Regions from separate parts of the Homo sapiens genome. Here region 1 is linked to region 2. Evidence: chromatin contacts called from ENCODE Hi-C data. All regions are on one chromosome and are shown on one strand. Each heading gives the region's core, a stretch centred on a gene start or an enhancer-like site at or near the end of the contact. The rest is flanking DNA. Distances are from core to core; before and after follow the strand shown.

The links. Hi-C counts contacts between places; a loop is a spot of excess contacts on that map. Pooled maps may share reads with other maps.
Region 1: a loop to region 2 is called in a map of CD8-positive, alpha-beta T cell, with 25 times the contacts of the local background. The contact joins the promoter of COG6 here to the promoter of SPART-AS1 in region 2. A Hi-C loop is called at or near these places in 2 of 168 maps with a recorded cell type or tissue (CD8-positive, alpha-beta T cell and naive thymus-derived CD4-positive, alpha-beta T cell) and 8 of 50 pooled maps.

The regions. Positions count from the first base shown.
Region 1 is chr13:39,654,339-39,657,063 of GRCh38, forward strand. COG6 (component of oligomeric golgi complex 6) reads left to right here and starts at 1,324. Exons shown (of 19, transcript NM_020751.3): 1 at 1,324-1,541. The coding sequence starts at 1,389. RefSeq lists a silencer at 1,588-1,637.
Region 2 is chr13:36,345,130-36,348,005 of GRCh38, forward strand. It overlaps SPART-AS1 (SPART antisense RNA 1), which reads left to right and starts at 1,302. Exons shown (of 5, transcript NR_045181.1): 1 at 1,302-1,378. It overlaps SPART (spartin), which reads right to left and starts at 1,265. Exons shown (of 9, transcript NM_015087.5): 1 at 1,096-1,265. RefSeq lists a silencer at 1,114-1,163.

The sequences.
Region 1 (2,725 bases), core at 74-2,573, 3.3 Mb after region 2:
TTTCATGACCGCTCCTGACTTGGCATGTTATCATCGTCATTCCTTTTAATTGTACATATTTGCAAGCTCTACATTATATTATTGCTTTGTATATATGCAAATTCATTTGGATATATACACCTTAGGTAAACCTTTGATATTTTAATTTTGGTTACACTGAACTTAAATTTATCTGTGAAAGAGAAAAGACATCTTACAATATTGAGTCTTCCTGTTGAAGAGAACAATATATTTTTTCATTGATTTAAGTTTTATGTTCTCCCAGTAGCATTTTAAAGTTTTCTTCATCTAGGTTCTCTGTATTTTTTGTTGAATTCATACCTAGATATTGCTGCTTTTTGTATATTTTTTTCTTTTGGATAGTTGGGCCTTCTCTTCTTCATTAGAGTAGAGATGAGTGGTTTTGTCAGTGCTTTCTTTATGTGACCTCTGTAATAGGTAATTTTCCCTTAAGTCTGATATACAATATAACTATGTACATAGACATATATGAAACAAGGAAAATTTATGACAAGAGCCAAATAGTGTTTCTGACAAATAATTCACAGAAGCCCAGCGATTTTATTTTGATCCAAATTTTAAAAACTGAGAAAAGAAAGAAAAAAAGCAATGATGTTTGTTTTCCAGAGTTTCCCGGGAAGTTTTTTCAACTTGTTACATTTTTATCCATTACTTTACAGCTACATGGGCTCTGGTCCATTTGTGTCAGGGCCAAGTTCATCTTGTTTTGAGGCCTGTACACTTACACACTTTCTTCTGCCTGGGAATGATTTCTCCTCACATTCTGATTCTCCTTCAAATCTCAGTTTAAGTGTCAACTCCTCTCCAAACCTCCCTGAGTGAAGTGGGCCTTTCCCTCCATTTTCTTTCACTGTACTACTTCATCCCCTGAGCACTCATCACAACCTAATAACATCTATTAACAGCTTTGTCTGTTTCAGACACACAATGTAGATTCTCCAATGCCTACCAGAGTACCTGGCACATACTATGCCTTCAATAAATAATTTTCAAAAAAATGAATTCAGATAAGGCAAATGTAATTTAAACTTTCAGTTAACTTATATTGAATGTATATGCCAGGCACAAGTCATGGTGTATTTTACATACTACATTTGGTTGTCATCTAATTAGCTCTGAAGGTCGCAGATCCATAATTCCAAAGTCCTCTCTAATCCTATAAATTTTCTCCTTCTACCTGAGGGTCTTGTCCCGCCCCCCACATCTTCTCCGCCCCTCACGCTTCTGAGAGCCCAAGCAGGGTTACCCGGCGAAGACTTCCGGGGCCGATGCGCATGCGCGGCCGATTTGCACATGCGCAATACTCGCGCTGCCTCCGTGGTCCCTGCCTGGCTGAGGTGGCAGCAGGGGGCGGGACGCGCAGCGCTATGGCAGAGGGCAGCGGGGAAGTGGTCGCAGTGTCTGCGACCGGGGCTGCCAACGGCCTCAACAATGGGGCAGGCGGGACCTCGGCGACGACCTGCAACCCGCTGTCGCGCAAGCTGCATAAGATCCTGGAGACGCGGCTGGACAACGACAAGGTAACCGGGGCTGGCGGGGCCGGAGTCACAGGTTCCTGCGGGGCTGAGCCGGGCCAGGGGCGGCGTCTGTCAGGGACCCACCGCGGTCTCCCTCGTCCCGGCAGCAGAGGGACCGCGAGTGACCCCAGACCTGCGGGCTCCGCTGCTCTGCGGGCGCCGGGGGCGGTGAGAAGGGGGAGCCCCAGCAACCTCCGGAAAAGCGAAGGGGTTTCCTGGGTGTTCTCTCCACCTGAAAAGGTGCCTTCAAGGCTCTCTGGATGGGATTGGTGAACGGTGGTGCCTCGAGAAGTGTCCTCCAAACACCCCTGGAGGCGTTTGGCTGTGTGAGCTGGGAGAGTGGAGGAGAGCACAAGACTGGATATGAAACAGATGCAAAAGAGCAGATTCCAAGATAAGGTAGCGCAAATGGGGGTCGGGAGACCAAGAGAGCAGTGGTAGGGATAAGGGTGCATTTCCACGGACAAGTGACAACAATTGCAATAATTTGCAGCGCGAAAGAACTACCTTTGCCCGTGGCTGAAATGAACTCATATCTACTAGTTTTTGTTGAGCCAAGCGCTATGATTTGTGGGCTCAGGCTGTATTTCTTTAGAAGATAAACTGACAGCATGCTCTCACAAGTACCTCCTGAAACTTAAGTTGGACTTTACAGCTCCTCACATACCCAGCCATCTCTTCTGTCTCTGTGGGTCGCTAGGTAAATTGGTCATGACAGTGTAACATAAAGAAGAACATATGTCAAAGTTAGAGAGTTTTATAGGTGAATATGTAGGTAACTGAAAATAAGCTGTCGATAACAATTTGATTCCGATATGTAAAAAAATAACATTGCAATGTAATGAATAAGAAATTAGGGCTCTGGAGACTACCACTTATTAGATAGAACCACTAAATGTGTGCATCATGATTTGAGTAAGTCCCTTCACTAATCTCAGCTTCTGTTTAGGAATTAGGAATCCTGCTGTTAAGTTTCTCATGGTTGTTATTTGAGGACTCAGTGAGAGACTCCAGGTAAAGTCCTTTGCAAAGAGCCTGGCACTTACTCTTTCTTAACAAATATTAATTTTATCATAAAATTTATGAAGTGTTTAATGTGTCTCATATTGATATTTATTATATCATTTAAGACTGCTACTTGCTCTGATATAGATAACATGGCCTTCTTTTTTGGACAGAGTTTTGCT
Region 2 (2,876 bases), core at 52-2,551:
ATGCCTATTTGGCCCTTTACCAAAAAAGCGGAGGGGGCTTTGTCTAACACCTGTATACACCTCCCTCCGTAGCATCCCGCTCATTCTAGCTTCTTAGGGAAACCATAGACAACGACGTTTCAGAGAGTGCCAGAGGTGAAGCCGACCCGAAACCACATTACAGAAAGGCTTCCTGTTTCAAACAGGTCCAATAAAGCCACCAAATTAAGTCTACGATTATAAAGAACTGCGAATCAGAAAATAATTCCATATAGGTGCAGTCTTCTATTACTTTTTTCCCCACTTTCGGAAATTTCAAAGAAAAATTGCTACATTCTTAAATATGAGGCCATTATTTCAAAGGCTGTAACAACCTGGAACGCAAATTCGTTAAATTATGATACAATAAGGCCAACCTCGAGGATCCTCGGTGGACTACTAGCGCACTTCCTTACAATTAGAAAGTGAAAAACTGGGTCAGCCCTAGAGTCACGCAATAATGCTGCGTCACGAAACTGCGCATTCCAAGAGAAACTTTTCTCAGGCCCAGAATTAAGTCGGAGGGATCCGCCGCGCAGCTCAATCCCTAGGAAGCATGAAAGAATGTATTGTAAAGAGTAAAATCACGCGCAATCCATCCCAATATAACCGCAGTTGTTCGTGGGCCTTCTTGCAGAGAAAGGCTGCCCAACCTTGACGGGGCCATGGGCGCTGCGGGAGGGCAAAAGACCACAGAGATCTGCGAAGCCAAAGTAAACAACGGGGTTGGGGCGGCGAGAATGATCAATAGCGATGCTCCGAAAGGACTCCGCGATAGGAATCGAGCGGGAAGGATTCCCTCCATCCTAACAGTCCATGGGTTAAGAGGCCGAAGCTTCCCTAAATACCACACTCCCGCGAGAGAAGGGACTGAGAACAACTTCTCAAACTATTCTCTCTCGAAATCGCTCCCTTCCTCGAAAATTCCATCTCTGAGACTCGGATGAGGTCCCCACCCCCTCCACCCTTGTCCCGTGACCGTCGCCCGCTCAGCCTCCCAGCCGAGTCCGCGGGGCCTGGGGCGCCCACCCCGCCCACCCAAGGGACCGCGCAGGGGTGAACTCCCCCGCGCCCCACCTGCGCCTTCCAGACCTCGGGCGCCCCGGCGTTGCCTCGAGAGCTCCCTGCGCGGCCGCCGCGGCACGGACCAGCTCCCACTCCCTTACACTGGGCGCCGCTGCGCTCGCCGGGGGCCGGTCCCGAGGTTCCCAAGGCCTCGCGCGCGCGCTTGCCGTGGCAACCAAGACGTTCCACGACGCGCGCTCTCGAACGCTTCGCGTCACGCGGCCGCGCGGCCCCGCCCGTCGGCCTCGCTCCCGCCACAGAGCCCGCAGCACGCCGCCGCCGCAGCCTAGGTCACGTGAGTACCCACGCGCGCGTCTTGCCAGCGGATTCATCACCGGCCTGCTCAGACTAGGTTCTGCCCACTCTGACCTTCTAAATGGTACGTGGGAGGACGTCCGTCCCCTTCGGACCCAAGAGTCACCGTAACACTCTAGAAGGGGAGAAAAGGAGCGAGGGCGGCAGGCGACAGAGAACCTCGCGAGTCAGCGGCCCCGCGCAGACCCCCCCAGGCACGGTCCCCTGCGGCCACGTCGGCTGCTCGGCGCCTGCGCAATCTCTTTCTCTCCAGCGAAACCGAGGCCTCCGGAGAGCCTAGTAGAGAGTGTGGGCAGTGAGCGCTTGTAGCCGCTAGAGGGAGCGCTGGGCACAGTGCACGAGAGACAATAAAGGCTGATTATCCCCTCAATGTCTCTGCAGCCTGAGCTTTGTGACTTCTGTATCCAGAGCACAGTTAATTTCCAAAAGCCCGCCTGCACCACGTGTTTTAAGTCTTGGTGTGTGTGTAAAGTCTATATCACTATCATAAAACTGTTAGTTCCTGATTCCGGGATACAAAGAGTAAAATCAAGATGAACATACTTTACCCTTCTTGACAAGTGTTTTTAAATTAGTAAAATATTGTAGATGACAGACTCTTCAATAGGGCTGCCTTAGGGAAAAAAAAACAGAAAAAAGAAAAAGCAGTATGTACTTGCCCGGAGCATTTAGAACCAGTTTTGTTGTTGTTGTGTTTTTGTTTTGTTTTGAGACAGAGTCTTACTATGTTGCCCAGGCTGGAGTGCAGTGGCATGATCTCGGCTCACTGCAACCTCTGCTTCCCAGGTTCAAGCGACTCTCATGCCTCAGCCTCCAGAGAAGCTGGAATTACAGCTGTGCACCACCACTCCCGTCTAATTTTTGTATTTTTAGTAGAGACGGGGTTTCACCATATTGGCCAAGCTGGTCTTGAAAGCTTGACCTCAAGTTAGCCAGGCTGGTCTCGAATTCCTGACCTCAAGCGATCCACCTGCCTCAGTTTCCCAAAGTGCTGGGATTACAGGCGTGAGTCACCGCGCCTGGCCTTAGGACCAGTTAAGTGACTCCCTCAAATCTCAGAAAGGTAGCAGTCAGTCATCCCAAAAAGCAAAACCTATTAGGAATATATTAATACAGTGGTTTCAAAATGATTTTGCTCTTATACCCCCAAAGGAGTCCCCAAAGACTATGACTGTATTCTCACTTCCACGTTTTTGGATTGACCATCACAATTTCTCATCTGACTTAAATAGTTACAAAAGAAGCAACTTCTGTTTTATTATAAATTAACATTTTAAAATAAAAGTTATATAACTTTTAAATGTAGCCAGTGGAATCTAAATACCAATTTAATATCTAAAATCATCAATTTTTAAAACTACATGAACAAGCTTTTAACAGAAGGAAATTTTACATCATTTCTTTTCTTCTTGAACTCATATTTCCGTTCCATATTGTGAAATTGTATGTCAATATTTCTTTAGTCTTGCAAATATTGG